Regions from separate parts of the Mus musculus genome. Here region 2 is linked to region 1. The links are chromatin loops, found by intact Hi-C in ENCODE. Cell type or tissue: heart. All regions are shown on one strand.

Region 1 (8,000 bases):
GAGGCTGAAGAGATAACTCAGCCCTACTGTTCTTTCCAGGTTCCATTCCCAGGCTTAGAGCTACACGTAACTCCAGCTCTTGGCCATCTGATGCCCTCTTCCAGCCCCCAAGGGCACTTTCATACGTGTGTGTGTGTGTGTGTGTGTGTGTGTGTGTGTGTGTGTGACACAGAGTCAGCAGGAGTCCCTCTTTGCAGGCCACCCACCCAGGTATCCCCCAGCTCACGAGAGCAACAGCAGCTGTGCAGGTCTCTACTGTTTGACAAGCCTTCCTTGGAGACTTGCGTATTTTTTCTCATTTCTCAACTGCCAGTAAAGCCCTGACTCCCATTCTCACTTCACAGATGGGCAGCAGGAGACAAATTAATGAATCCCCCATAGGTGCCCATCTCCTAATCTTCAGAATCTGGTGTTTTTAAAATTGATAGAACCTCTCTAGAAAGCATTTTGTATAAAAATCTTCGGTCCACTAACTCCACATCTGCAAATTCATCCCAAGTGGGAGAGGGGAAGGGGGGGGGGGACCATAAAAACAAATGCAAAACTCCGTGTATGCAAAAGTATTTACCACAGCTATTGGTTAGAAAATCAGAATAAATTTCCAAAACTAGGCAAAGGCCTGGATAAATTTGGCCACATCTTGTCAACAGAACATTATGAAACTGATTGTATGCTCACACTTTGATCTAACATAGAATAATGAGTTATAGTCTAATCTCTGATAAATAAACCGTTTTTCAGATCATATAACTACGCAAAAACTTTTTTTATGAAAAGGAAGGGCTGGAGAGTTGGTTCAGAAGTTAAGAGCAGGCACTGCTCTTGCAGAGGACCTGAGTTTGGTTTGTAACACCCACATCAAGTGACCCACAGCTAGCTGTTGCTCCAGCTTTAGGGGATCCAATTTCCTCTTCTGGCTGCCACAGATACTTGCATTCATGTGTGCATAACCACATACCTTCACACATACACAGCACAGCACATAATTAAAAAAATAAAACCTATGTGCACATACCTTCACATACACAATCACATAACTAAAAATAAACTCACAACTGGGCAGTAGGGGGGGGGGGACAAAGATGATATTCTCTCTGGAGCCTCCTGAGTGAACACAGCCTTTGACTTCAGCCTCATAAAACATTTCAAAGTTAATAAACGTGTGTTGTTTTATAATGTAGCATTTATGTTCATTGCTGTGATAGTCTTAAGAAACTAGGCGCAAAAGGTAAAACTCAAAGTAACTGCTGTTGCTAAGATGGAACCATTGTCTCTGGCACTCTGATGTCCACAGGGAGCCAGAAGCTCGGCACTTCATAAAGGAGGAAAGCCAGCTCCCTGCCCAGGGCTGCAGGCTACAGCCCTCCATCCTCCTCTTCCCCCTCAGCCTAGGAAAACTGGAGGAGGCTTCAAGGGAGAGTGGGGAAACCTACTTGAATTCAAGAGCTTATTTCTGTAGGAAATCACAGTCCATTCCAGCGAGTTCAGAACTTCTGAAATGAGAGGAAACTGACAATATATATCTAAAGACAATATGAGTTCTTATGCCGTTTTTAAAACTACCTACAATTGTAGAGAGGGCTAAAAGCTTTCTTTTTTTAGGAGAAATGTTAGTCGTGGGCGTGTAGTGTTTCAGCGTTTTAGACTGCGGATGGGGAATACTACAGAGCTTTCTTTATGTATTATGTGTGCTCCCATGCTTCAGGGGATCTGATGCACTGATCCTCAAAAGGCTATTCCAAGCGAGGAGGAGAGCTTGCTGTATATCCAGTACAGACTATACACACAACAGCAGAGCCCTTCTCTGGGAGGCAGAGACTCTGGTTCCAGAGCTCAGCTGTCAGTCAAGTGTGACCTGACTTGAGCCAGTTTCCTCCAGGCTGCTCTAATGAGAGAGCCTGAGTCAGGGATCTCACTGCAAGTAACGGTAGTGACTCTAGCTAAGAATAGCCTGAAATTTGCTGTCACTGGGAGACCAAAGAAAAGCTGGGATACCAAACTTGGGACCCAGGAGAACCCAAGGAAACCAAGCACAGGAATCATGGCAACGTCGATCCCTACGGACCAAATCATTAGGAGCCTGCTGTTTCCCCATGGTCACTCACTATTACAACTCAGCCTTGAAACACATGTTCCAAAGGTTCTGAAAACAACGCTTGGCTGAGCCAGGGTCCTGGTGCACCAAGAGGAGAAGACTTGGGTTCTGGCATGGGACTTTAAACAGAGAGAAGAGGAGTTGGGAACATAGCTCAGCTGGAAAACTGCTGACCTGCACGCAGAAAGCCCTGGGTTCAATCCCCTGCACTGAATAAACTGGTGTGCTGGCACACGGGTAATCCCAGCACTCAGGGAGTGGAGCAGGAGAATCAGAACATCAATATCATCTTTGGCTACATAGGATATTAGAGGCCAGCCTGGGTATGTACAGGAGACCCTGCCTTCATCATCATCATCACCATCACCATCACCATCATCATCAGCATCATCGAGGAAACAATGGCAGATCGTGTGAAGACAGGAATTCCTTTATATTCCAAATTCCCCAAGCCAGGAACATCAGCATCTTCAGAGACACTACAGCTTGGGTCCAGACTGGCAAGAAAATGTAGTGATACATGGGAGAGAGGGAGTTACCTAAGTCAATGAATCTACCTTCTTATGGTGTGTGGGCTTTGTCTACATACAAACCCACCATGTCTCCTTCCCATACCATCACAGTCCTTACTCTTTCCTTGGCTCCCACTCCAGCCTCCTTGCCAACCTTCACCCACAGATCCAGTCCCACTACCCAAGGAAGCTGCAGTCCTGCCGGCCCCCTCCTTCAGAGAGCCATCACTAATGTCCCTTTCACAGTGAACCTTCAACATCAAAACTGTCTCTTGAGACTCTTAGTAACAAACAAGCCACCGCCCCACTCTGGTCTGAGAAAACTTGTCTGTCCCTTTTCCTTTCTCTGGCTAGAGACCACCAGAGCCAGAGCCAGTTCAAGGGTTGAGGGCAGCCTCTGCTCTATAAAGTTCTGCCTTGGAGACTGCAGGGAGTCAGCTGTCTGAAAGATTTAGACTGAGTTGGAGGGACACCATGTGGCCACAACTAGTATGACATTAAGCCTGAGACCTTTCTGTAGTAGTGTAAATACTATGACATTAGGGATACATCAAGAGGAAAAGCTAACATTGACACTTAACTATCTAACACCACCATTTTTATTTCTAATCCTTTCCTTCAATGTTCGCTGACGATTGCAACCACACACATGGAATGTGCCTTCCTTTCCGGTGGCATCTGACCCTCAGCATGTTCCACCCTCAGTCAAGGCTTTCACCACCACTCTCCCCAGAGCTGGTCAGTGCTTGGTAAATTCTAGTGTTCTCAAGTGGCAAGTGGGGCATTGAACCACTGGAGCGGCGTGGTGACTTAGAGCACCATCACCAAGTGGTACAGACAGGTTAAGCCATGGCCGTGCTGCTCATGGACTGTGGGGTCTGAACTTCCCTGAATCCCATTCTCCATTTCTGTCTAGTGGATGGAGGCGGTGAAACTATTTCCAAGGTTGCTAAGAGCTGAAGGAGACAGTGTCTGAGGAAATGTGCCTAGCACAGCGCCTGACCACAGCCCTGACACAGGCACCCCTTCAGGACAGGATTCCTGGACAGGAAGGGATCCCTGGAGCCACACACGCCTACGAGCTGGCTGAAAGCTGAAAAAATCAAATAAGGCAGGTCAGACAGGTAGGTCTAGAAGCTTACAGTACAAGTAAGATTTCAAGCAGGCCCTTTTGCCTCTTCTTGCCAGAACCATGAGCTATTTGTGCCTATCGCTCCTCCCAGCTACAGGAGAGACCAGCTTCCTCACTGCCTCCTCAAAACCAAGGCACTGAGAATCAAGTTAACCAAGACATCTCACACACATACACATGCAAACACATGCACGTACATATGTACTACACATACATTGTTTACACATACATGAATACACACATTTATACACACATACATCCACATATCTACATACATGTATACACATACAAATTCTCATACACACTGGAGCATCATGAGGGATCTGACTGAGGTAACTCTGCCCAGAAAGTTTCTTTAGGAATCACCTGACTCTGAGTGGACCCTAAGGAGCAAAATAAAACAGGGAAGAAAAAGCCAGACCCACATGAGGGTTCTCCCAGAGTCACCCTCCGGAGAGTCGGGCGGCACTTGGTGCAGAAGCCTTTTCGATGACCCTGTGTTGGCCACACTGTGAATTAAAATCGCTCCCTCCCCCTGCTCTCCAGTCCATGTCTTTTTGTATAAGGAGTAGGCACAGGGAGAAATAAGGCTCGTGAGCCACCAACTGTGACGGCTTTCCAGGTTTTCTCAGTGTAAGAATAGTGCAATGGTCAGCTACAGTAGGGACAGACCTGTGCCATCAGGGAAGGTGTCCCAGAGGGAGTGTCCTTTGGCCAAGGTGATATAGAAGGGTCAAATTAAAGGCTGCACACTGATAAAGCTGTTTATTGCCATCCATCCAGCTGACCACCAGAAGGCCTAAACTAGGACAAGTCTATGGATCAAGTGGGAACAACTTCATCAGAAATCTCTGAGGAGTTAAACAAAGCACACACACACACACACACACACACACACACACACACACACCGTCTCCTCCTTATCTATCACTTGGGCTTTGTGCAGAGGCCCAAGCAGGTCTAAGGAAACCCCAGAAGCTGAGTGTTTAGTGAGCTTTGCCCACAGTCCCAAGCTTACACAAAACCAGCCTCTGCCACAATCACCCCAACAGTCTCCCCTAAACTCCTCCTTGCCGTTTCCACCTCCTCAGCCCAGAAGGTTCAGCTCCTGCTCTGCAAACACCTCCTCCTCCTTCACAACCCAGTTGCTCAGACGTTGCAAGGAAAACCCTTTCAGGATGGTCCCTCCATACCAGTGAGCAATTAGCTTTCTACAAACCACTTCATTAACCCTCTAAATAAGACCTACCGAAGGGTTTTCCTACTAAACTTGATGTTACAGACAAGCAAACCAAGACACGGGCAGTGAAGAAGACACAGCTAAGCCCTATGCTGCTGGGAAGTCTTTCTATCAGCAGGTCTGCTCAGAGCAGGAGACAGACACAGTGCTAATGCCGGGGCCCTGGAGGGCTAGCTCAGGGTACAAAATATTGTAGCCTCTCAGTAAGCATATGAATAAAGAAGGCAAGCAAATATGCCTCTTTCCATCTGTTCTCAGCTAGAACCCAGCCACAAGCACCCTCTCCTCTGGCTCTGCTCTCGATTCCCCCCACCCCACCCCCAACCCCCGTGTCTCCTGCCTCTCCTTCACCAAGGCCTATATCCCCTTCCTCAAATCCAGCCACCTAGTGGTCAAGCCCTGAAGCCCCTACCCTGATGCTCACCATGCAACAGAGAACACCCTCCCCACCCCACTCCTGGCCCCTCCATGTGGTATTAGCTGAAGGAGTTGCCAGGCCTCTGGAGCCATCTCTTTTCTGGGACTGGGCCAAGCCTCTCCTCACATCTCTGCCTGCTCCCTCAGTGCCTCTGGTCCTGCTCTTGATTCTTCTCTTCACTCCCTTCCCATTCTTCTTCCTACTTGTCCCCTCCTCCCCAGCCCTCTGCCCAGGTCCCCTCTCCCTTTCTCTCTCACCTCCTCCCTCCATTCTACCCCTGGCCTCTCTAGTTTTTCCCCTCTCTGCCTTCCCAGACCTCCCACTCTCTCTTCCGTGCAGCCAGCCTTGGCCTCTCTCCAAAGGAGGTCAGCTGACTGCCCTGCTCTTGGGAGCTTGCGTCAGACCCAGCAGACCTTGGGGCCCTTTCCTTGGACCTCTAGAGGCCTCATTACAGCCTCCAGGCCTCCTACTACCAGCATCAGAGCCCTCCCCTCCCTAGGGGACATGTCCCCAAGCTCTCTGGGCCCCTCGCCTCCATCTTGACGCTATCAGGAATGAACACAACACAGGATGCTCTCTGTGAGCCCTGGGGGTGGGTTCCAGAAGAGGCCCAGCACCCGTACCTTATCAGAGTTTACTCCCATTTTTATTTCCCTTGAATCTTAAATGCGATTACTCTGTGTGCCAGACATGTAATCTCTGTCTTCCAGGAGCTGGTGGGAAAGAAACACTAAGCTGTAAAGTGGTAGATAAAATAGAGGGATTCACAGAAATGGGTCATTTGTCTGGCATGGTAACATGTGCCTTTAATTCCAACACTAGGGAGAGAGAGACAGGAGGATTTCTCTGAGTTCTAGTCCCACCACAACTACATAGTAAAACCAGGTTTGGTTTGGGGGGGCCAAGGATGGGGATCAACACTGGAGAGATGGCTAAGCAGTCTAGAGCAATTGCTGCTCTTTTGGAGGACCCAGGTTCAGTTCTCAGTGCCCACATCTGGCACCCTCTTCTGGCTTTGTCAAGTACCAGGCATATACACATGCAAACAAGCAGGGAAAAATACTCCGTTGTACAAAATGTAAATACACAAATAAATATAAATACTCAAATAAATAAATACACAAATAAATGGTTTTCTTTTTAAAAAAAAAAACTACATTTCTGAGTAAGTAGTTCAGTTAATATTTAACTCAGAATTTTCCCCAGCATCCCAGCATGACAGATGATGGGCTTATATATACTGTCAGCCCACTATTTCATTCTAATATTCAATCAACCTTTAAAAGGGCTCATGTAGCCCAAACTAGCCTGAAACTCACTATGTAGCCCAGGCTGGCCTAGAATTTCTGATTGGCCTTCCTGTGTCTCTCGAGTGCTGAGATTCCAGTCATGAGCCACCACACCTAGGTTATGTGGCACAAGAGACTCAGTCCCAGGACTCTGTGTACACTGCACAAGCACTCTACAGGCTGAACTACATCCCTAGCCTGAATTTCCAGTTTCGTGATAAGACATCACTTTTGCTTTCTTTCCATGAATAACAGAGGCTAGATCTGGAACCTGGCTTTTTTCCCTGGTACTAGGTTATTGAACCCAGGGTCTTGTGTGTGTGCACTAGGCAAGTACTCTACCAGCTAAGCTAACCTCTGCAGAGCTAGCCTACAGAACTGCTCAATTGCTACCAGCTAAGCTAGCCACTACAGAGCTAGCCTACAGAGCTGCTCAATTGCTACCAGCTAAGCTAGCCACTACAGAGCTAGCCTATAGAGCTGCTCAGTTGCTGACTCTTTCCAGTTCTACCAGTCACTACAGTACCACTTACCTGGGCAGTGTCAGAGGCAGCTCTGTTAGTAAGCAAGCAAATGTTAGATTAGCTGATGGCTTGCAGCTGCTCTATCAAAACCGCTGTGTTTTCCTCAGTGAAATTTCTGTCTGAATGACTCCATTTATGTAGCAGAAACAAGCTAATATCCTATAGATGCTGTTCATTTCCTTCTTTACTGAGAGGATACAGCCAGGGACTTGCTTTCATGGAGTGTCGTGTGTCCTTACCAGGTGTCCCCACACCCAAGTCTCCCTCCCAAATGTTCTTGTTCCCCAGGTACTTGTGTTCTGAGAACATTTGAGGTATACTCCTGCCTCAAAGGACTCTCCTCTTCCCCTGGGTGTGATCTCCGGATATTTTTTAGCCCACATTCTTAGGAAGCCAAATAAAGTTCCCTCTTGTCAATAAAGCTTTCTCAGAATCCTTCGGGATTTTTTTGCCTCTAAGCTCAGTACCTGTAATGGTACAATCAGAAGAACTACAAAGCACTGTTACTTCTAAACATGCAATAAGAAAGCTGGCGTGGTGGCTCATACCTGTAACAGGCTATGAAGGGAGGTACCTGAGTTTGAGGCTAGCCTGGGCTACATAGAGAGTTACAAGTCAGCCTGTACTAAATGGCAAATGGGGAAAAAAAAAGCATGACTTAGATGTCAGACTGAACCAATTCATATCTCAGCATCTACTTATTAAAATAAAATTAATAAAACTTGGGAAAGTCCCTGAACCTCAATCTTCTCATCTAGGGACAGAGATAGGCCTATGGGGTGTCTGAGGA
Region 2 (8,000 bases), 790 kb before region 1:
GCAAGCCAAATTTACAAGCTATGTAATTTAAAAATTCAGCTTTAATCACTCTGGGGTCATGGTGTGGGAGTGTGAGGGTTGGACTGGGAATGGAAAGACTAAAGTTCAAATTCTGTGTTTAAAGGATGAAGGAGAATAAACTCCACGACACTAGAAATGATAGAGCTTAAAGCAATTTTAAGGAACACTACCTACACCTCTATGGAAAAACACTGGAAAACAGTTGGCTTCCTAGCAAACTATAACCCTCGCCAAAGGATAAGCTGCAGTGGAAACTGTGAACGGGCCCGTTGCACTTTGGGGTGTTAAAATGTGATTACAAAGCTGTGATTAAAGAGACGACAGGGCCAGGCAGACTCGGGTTTAAGAATAGCAATTCCAATGCCCATAAAATAGTCTAGTCGCAGACAGTAGATGTGCACATAGATGCAAACTCTCTAAACACGAGGCGAACAAGATGATTCCAGGAAGGCGGGGTGGGAGTAGGCAAGCAAGGGTAGACTCCCTATGGATGCTCATGTAGGTTAATAGTAGGGACTCTATCAATAAACCCATTATCAACACACTGAAAGAGAAACCCTATCAATCAAAAAGACATTTGATTCAACCTAGCAACTATTCCTAATGAAACAAGAAAACAAAGTGAACAGCACATGTTATGTCAAACGGTGATACAGTGAGCCCCATCTCAGTGTAAACCAAGCCAATCTCTCTCTCTCTTTCTCTCTCTCTCTCTCCTTCTCCCCATCCCTCCCTCCCTCCTTCTCCCCTCCCTCATCTTATATACAGACAACTCATATGCTCACCACCTTTTAGCTGGGTATGGTGGTGTACAGCTACAATTCCCACAATGGGGGGCGGATGTCAGGAGGATCATTCATTCAAGGCGGGAGGAAGGGAGGAAATTAGGGAAAGAAGATGGAGGGAGGGAGGGTGTTTGAAATGTTTAGAGTCCTAAGAGAATTTTGTTGGGTGTCTAGATGGAGGATAAATGGCAGTTTAAAAACCTATCAGAAAAGCAAGTGGCTGCGCATGGCATTTCAGTGAGGATTCTTTTAGTGACAACAAACAAAATCAGAAGAAACTAGACAGCAGAGGTAAGGGCTTCAACAAAGTAAATAATAACGAACAATGCACTAAAGGTTACAGATCTTAAAAAACAAAGTCACTCTTTTATAAAAATTTATTTTATGTGTATGAGTTTCTGTTTTCATGTATGACTGTATACCATGTAAGTGCCTGGAACGGAGGTGAACTGGAGTTAGGGATGGTTGTGAGCTGCCATATGGGCTCTGGGAATCGAACCTGGCTCCTCTGCAAGAACACTGAGCTCTTAAACACCAAGCCACCTCTCCAGCCCTATATGCCTTTTAAAGGAACATAAAAAACAAGATATGACAAGTTTGCAATGTCATGTTTCTGGGGTAGTTTTATGGCTCGAATGTGAGATGTTTCTTTACTCATGTGTTTGAACATTTAGCCCCCAACCAAGCTTGTGAGACCTTCAGCAAGTGGGTTCTAGCTGGAGGAAGTGGTCTCAGGTCTTAGGACAGTGGGCCTTCTAGGCTATAGCTAGCCCTCATTCCAACCCTGCTTTGTGTCTTCTGGTTCACACCATGGAACAAGTCCTAGCTAGATATGTTACCTACCAGGAACTCTGCCATGACTTCCCTGCCATTGAGGGACTGTACCGTCATGGCTCAACATGACTCAAAGTCCACCCCATTTCCTTGGGTTGTTTCTGTTAGGTATTTGGTTGCAGTAATGAGAAAAGTAGTTCATACAGGTAGGAGTACAATACTAAAAATCGACGGTTGCTTTGAAAATTAGCATATGAATTTCATATAATTCTTACAAGAGTTTCACTAGCTTTGGGATTTGGTAAAATGAACTTAATAAGCACCAAAATGATAGTCTAGAAAAATATTATAAAAAGACTAATGTTACAAGATAACAGAATTGCTATAACTAAGTGTCAGATTGGAGATTAGAAAATTGGTAGCTTAGTTCAGTAGGAAAAGGATGCATTCAAAAACAAATTAGACATAGATACAAAATGAAATAGAAAACTCCAAGATAATCTAGGAGACTGTGTCCCCAGATCTTATAAAATTGCATGATGGTCTGCAAAGATTGTGTCAACCCAGCAATCCCTCTCATGGGTTTTGTGGTATACAAATCAACCCTTCGTGTTCAGAGATTCTATAAGATGTTCAGTGAGAAATATAAGATGCCAGGAACTGTACACAGTTCATTTAGATTTCGCATGCATGTTTGTGCGTGTTTGTGAGTGTGCGCACATATGGACAGGGGTCAGAGGACAACCTCAGGTGTCATTCTTCAGGTGCTTTCAGCCTTTCAGTCCAGCACCTCCCCTCCTTGGCGTGCAGCTTTAGCTAAGAGGCCAGCGGGCCAATGAGTTTCCGGGGATCTGCCCGTGCCTGTCTCAAGCATGCTACCATGCCTGGCTTTTTATGTAGGCTCCTGGGGGTTGAATTCAGGTCTTCAGGCATGCAAGACAAGCACTTTGTGGACTAAGCCACCTCCTCCACCCCTAGTGAAAAGTTTACAAGCTAAACAATGAGAAGCCTGCCTCAATGTGCATGAGAGCACGAGCTAGGATACTAAGCAGGAGAAGCATCTGCTAGGGCACAGGCCAGAGGGCTGGTGCGGACCCCTGAGGTACTGGAGTAGAGGGCTGAGTAGTAAAACAAGTATAATGTCTTGAACAAATGTACTTCAATAATTTTATTTTTCCAATTTAAAATTTTATCTTACTAAAGTATATATTTTTTGTGAGATAATTTTTCTGTGAATATTTTTGACAGATTCAACCAGTAGGAATTTTTGCATTTTTAGCTTCTCCTTTGCTATGGTGGCTTTTCATGCTGACTCTTATTTTCAGGCCTGGATTCTCCCGGGTCAAGTCATTAGACCAAGCGTTTGTGATTTATGTTCTTTAACATAAAAAGTTTTAGATTTCAATTTTGCTATTTTCAATGTTGTTTAAAAGACAGGATTTTAAAGGTCATTTTTTTGGGATAACAGCTCTTCCTGTAATAATAGCAATAATGAATAATTATTTAGTACTTAGCTTGTACCAAGCACAAAGCAAACTATTTTGACCATAATTTTTGACCTCAAAGATATTTTTTGTTCTCTTTGCATCCATCCCCCACATTTTCAGTTAATCATTTACCTTGTCCTCAAGATACAACTAACACATCCAATTCATAATGAACATTAGCTACAGAAATAATCCATATACTGTAAAATAAATATAAATGTTTTAAAGGCATGGAAGACCCCCCCATGTGTATAACTACTCCTTAGTTCATGTAGCTTGCTATATTTGGCTGCCATAACTGTACACAGACTTGATACTGATGTGGGTTTTCTACAGTATTTGGAGGAGGGGGCTGTGAGTAAAGTCGGTGGCACATTTCTTGAACAGATTTCTAGACAGTGCTTGTGAGTGTGTGTAAAACAGAGGAGTTTGCTCACATTAAAGGGCACTGAACACTTGGCTCTGGCCAATTGCTGTCACAAAGGACTGAGGGTCATGTGTTAACATGCCTGCAGAGTGTTTTTCAACATATTTTTATTTGGATTGAGATATTTAGCACTGGTGAACAACTAGAATTTTATCTAACACGCAGGAGCCAACATTATGTAGTTTCAACCCATCTTCGGGATGCATTTTCATGTCCCCAGTGCTAAATGTAGGACTGGGGGCGCCTTGGGTTAATTTCTGAAAGGTACAGGTAGAGAGGAATGTCAGGTAAGGACTGACAAGGAAGTGCTCCAGGCATTTTAGTGCAGGGTTCTTAAAATATCCATCCAGCAGGTGGCAGCACAAGAACAGAGATGGGCCACTCTGGACCAATAATATCCACAGGTTTCCTCATTTTTGCAAGAACAAGGAAAAAAAGCAGATTGCAACATTCTAGCTTTGGATAGAAGAAAAAAAATACACACATTTTTGTTTAAAAGTAAGAAGGAATCTCCTATTATGTACAAGCTATTAAACTGTGTACTCTCAACCACACTTAAACTCTTATACTTGTAATTGCAGAAAATCCTTTTTTTCATTAAATTAATTAATTAATACTCCATCACACTCCAGCCCATTCACTTGAGACAGGGGTTCTCACTGAACCTGGAGCTAAGCTGACAGTCACCAAGCCCCTAGCCCCCTATCCCTTATGTTGATATTGCAGGCACGCACTGCCACGCCTGGCTGCTGGAGCTCAGTTTTAGGGTCTCATGCTTGAACAGCAATCTCACTAAGCCATTTGAACTCCCACTAAGCCATTTTAGAGATGAAGAAATTGTGTTTTAGAAGGCTAAAAAAAAATGTGCATTTGCAGTTGTACCACACAGTTTTCTCATTGCTGTGACCAAGTATCTGGCAAAAGTGACCTAAGGAAAGAAAGGTTTATCTCGGCTCCATGATTAAGAAGGGACACAGGCTATCTTGGTAGAAAGACAGACTCTGTGTGTGTGTGTGTGTGTGTGTAGGGGTGGGGGAGTCACATTTCAGCCAGTGTCCACAGTCTAGGCAGGACACTGACACTCAGAGCACACCCCACTAATTTACTCTGAGCTCTGAGCTTGTGGAATAGCATTGTCCACATTCAAGGTCAGCCTTCCCTCCTCAGTTAAACCTTCCTGGAAACACCTTCCCAGACACACACAGCCTATGGATGCAAAGTCCTTTTGAATCTAGTCCACTCAGCAACGAAGATGAGCTGTCATGCACAGTTTCTGAGAGGCAGAGCCAAGTCTGGACCTAGAGTTACTTACTGAGTTCTTTCATGGAGCTGTACCTGTTGCTCTAAGTCTCGCCCTGTTGTCTCTGTTCTGCAAACAGTTGGTTTGATGATGCCCTTCAAGCCTGGGCTATCTATATGGTGGGACACAGAAAGCAGCATGACAAGGAGACATTTGTCCCCTAGGTTACAAGGCGCTTGTGCCCTGGAGCTAGTGATTGAGAGACGATGGATGCTATTACAGAGGAACACCTTATTGGCCATCTGGAGAGCACACGTGGACGTGGGACATGCATTTCCTTGTTAATAGGACAGTTTCTGTGACAAGAACAGATGCTCTCTCCTTAGAGCCTACAGTTCACAATGGTTGCCTAGCAATGAGTGGCCTAAGAAGTTTAATGCTTCTGTGATCAATGTGAGGGATTAACTATCACCCCAGCACTCAGCAACTAAGGACCTGCCACCTGGCCACACATTTACCTGGTTTGGATGAGAAACTTTCATTTTCTTAATAAATCTCACGAACAGTTTGCCAAGTAAATTGTTTAGCCAGAAATGGTCAGCATTTCTTCCTGGAGAAGCAGCGTTAGGTAGAGAGGGGATTCGGGTTGACTCCTCCCCCTTTCTGGGGGACCATCCATAAGCTTTCAGTTAGTGCTGTAGGGCCTGCTCCTTCCTCTGCAGAGCAAGAGTTGCCCAGGCAGCTATAATAAGTTAGAGTAGTCAAAGTCCAGACCAGCTTTAAAGGAGGAGGTGATTCTGAGATTCTAGAACAGAAGGAGGTGTGAGAGCAGCGGGATGCTCAAGGTCCACCCTCACCAGCGGGATGCTGAAGGCTCTCACCAGCGGGATGCTGAAGGCCCTCACCAGCGGGATGCTGAAGGCTCTCACCAGCGGGATGCTCAAGGTTCTCACCAGCGGGATGCTCAAGGTTCTCACCAGCGGGATGCTCAAGGTCCACCCTCACCAGTGGGATGCAAGGTCCTCACCATCAGGATGCTCAAGGCACTCACCAGGGGAATGCTCAAGTTACTCGCCACCACAATTGCTATGGTCTACAGCAGCACTGCCATTGAGCTGTAGGGACCAAAGGGGCTGGCCAGCTGGGCTTCATTCCAAGTAGGGAAGGAACAAAGGCAAAGCCAGGCACCAGAATAGAGAGTTTTCAGGTGGTCAGAAAGTTCAGTCTGTGGGATTTAGGGATGGCTGCCCCCCTACCCCCCCCCCCACCCTGTGCTCACTTAGAGAGCTCTGTCACTCACAGGCTCTCAGGAGACAGCTCTGAAAGTGCTGGTGAGCCAAGCTGGTCTCCTGTGCACCTGTATAGGGGAGTGGCCAGTAGCACCTGGGCTGATAGCATGTGGAAACTGGACCTCAGTTTACACATTGCATTTGTGAGAACTACAGCTAAGTCCAGGGAGAATGGGTCCTTCTTTTTCTCCCTCCCTCCCCCCACTCTTCTCTCCTCTCTTCCTCCTTCCACCTTCCTTTCATCTTTTTTAGTCCCTCTTCCTTTCCCCCTTTCTTCCCTTTCCTTCTAATTTCCCTCCATCCCTTCCACCATCCTTTTGTCCTCCCCACCTTCACTTTCTTATTTCCACCCTCCTCCCGTCTCTCCCTTCTTTTGCCCAGGTTGGCCTCAAACTTGCTATGTACTGGGGATAGCCTTGAAGATCTGACCCTCCTTGCCTACACCTCACAACTGCTGGGATTTCAGGCATACTCTACAGCATCCACTTTATGCAGGTCTGGGAATCAAACCCATGGCTTCATGCATGCTCCTCTTTGCCAGTGAGCCCCATTGGAAGCGAGGGCGCTCTCCTGAACAGAGAGCTGAGGCAGTGCAGCCTGCCTTGGCAACCTTCCCCCTGGATCTTTTCAAGTGGAGCCAATTGATGGCTTTTTCAGCAGCAAGGGGAAGATTTCTACTGTTTGTCATGAGGAAATGTAAATTGTTACAATCTGTTTAGAGAGTAATTTTGCAATATTATAAAAATGGGAAAGATGTTAATTGCAATGTTGCTCGTGGCAGTGAAAAAGTGGGAATGATGGAAATCCAGCAACAGAGGGCTGCCTATGAAAGTGATAGTGCCTCTTTTTAAGGAGTAGTGCTCATTAATCGGAGATACTGAAGCAAGTGCAGCTGTAGGAGTGTGGGGAGCTGACCGACCACTTTCTAGCAAAGGAAGGAAACTTTGAACATCAGTCTTATCTTGTCTATGTAAAACAGACCTGTTGGCATGTAGCATCATGTTTGACTAATGCATGGAGTATACTTAAAAAGAACTGAACTTCAACTGTATTACATTATTCTTTGTGTTTTCTGTTTCTTTGGCCATCTCCAGGTTTGGAGCAGTTTGGAGCAGTTGTTTGGATAAAGTCATGTCGAGATGTTTCATAAAGTCTGCAGGAGCCCATGCAGAGGCTGACAGGAGATCTGAGCTTCCTCAGGGGCAGTCCTAGAAGTCCCTACCTGTGCTGTGGAGAAAAAGGATCCTTCTAGTTGTGCCACTTTAGGGGAGTTGAAGGTCATTTGTCATGCACTATGTAGGCCAGCATGTTCACACGTGTCTGTCGACAAGTATCATACTTAGTACTGAATTGGACCTCTAACTGATGGTGGGGGAATTTTCCACTTTGTGGGGAAATTGTGCTCCATATGGCATAGCATTCTTGACAAGATGTTACATTTGGGATGGCTAAGTCTATCTCATTGGCTTCTATCCAGGCTGGGGTATGTTATAACGTAATGCTCGGGCAGCTATTGTACCATACACAGGACTTGACAACGCATTATTAGGCATGGGTGAAATCCTACAGGGACTACTGCATTGGAAACCTTATAGAGCTTATATTTGCTCATACCCAGAATATGGCTTTGCAGCATAGTTGACATCATTCTAGATTCAGTTGAACACATTCTTTGAGCCCTATCTCAACCTAAAGAATGGATACAAGTGAGTAGCTCCGGCCTTTGAGTCTTGTGTCCAAAACCTACTCAGCAGATACCTTCCATAAACAGCCTGTGCTCCTAAGGAAGCTGAAGGAGGTTGAAGTGGAAGTTTCTGGTTGTGTCATGTAATGCAGACTCATGCCAAATAATATATTAAGGGAAGGGTTAGTGTGTTAGGTGACATTGGGACATAAAAGTGAGTGTGCAACTGTCATAGGATGTTTAGGTCTGGACGAAGAGAAGTTGGCCCATGACTTTTTATCAGATTCTCAGGA

Evidence for each region. Peaks named below come from ENCODE experiments on the same cell type or tissue, not always from the same donor. Only the 100,000 strongest peaks of a DNase experiment are listed, where the experiment ranks them.
Region 2: a loop joins it to region 1, with 10 times the contacts of the local background. A loop is called at or near these places in 22 of 42 quality-filtered maps.

What each region holds. Positions count from the first base shown.
Region 1 is chr7:111,177,564-111,185,563 of GRCm38, reverse strand. No RefSeq gene overlaps it. Among named protein-coding and RNA genes, the nearest start is that of Gm33098, 29 kb to the left of the region's middle. In heart, a CTCF peak has its summit at 3,086; DNase peaks (open chromatin) are centred at 1,833 and 5,793; H3K4me3 peaks cover 828 bases; H3K27ac peaks cover 3,324 bases.
Region 2 is chr7:111,965,557-111,973,556 of GRCm38, reverse strand. No RefSeq gene overlaps it. Among named protein-coding and RNA genes, the nearest start is that of Gm33204, 40 kb to the left of the region's middle. In heart, CTCF peaks have their summits at 3,641 and 3,842 (motif pointing right); no DNase peak of the experiment used is centred here; H3K27me3 peaks cover 1,526 bases.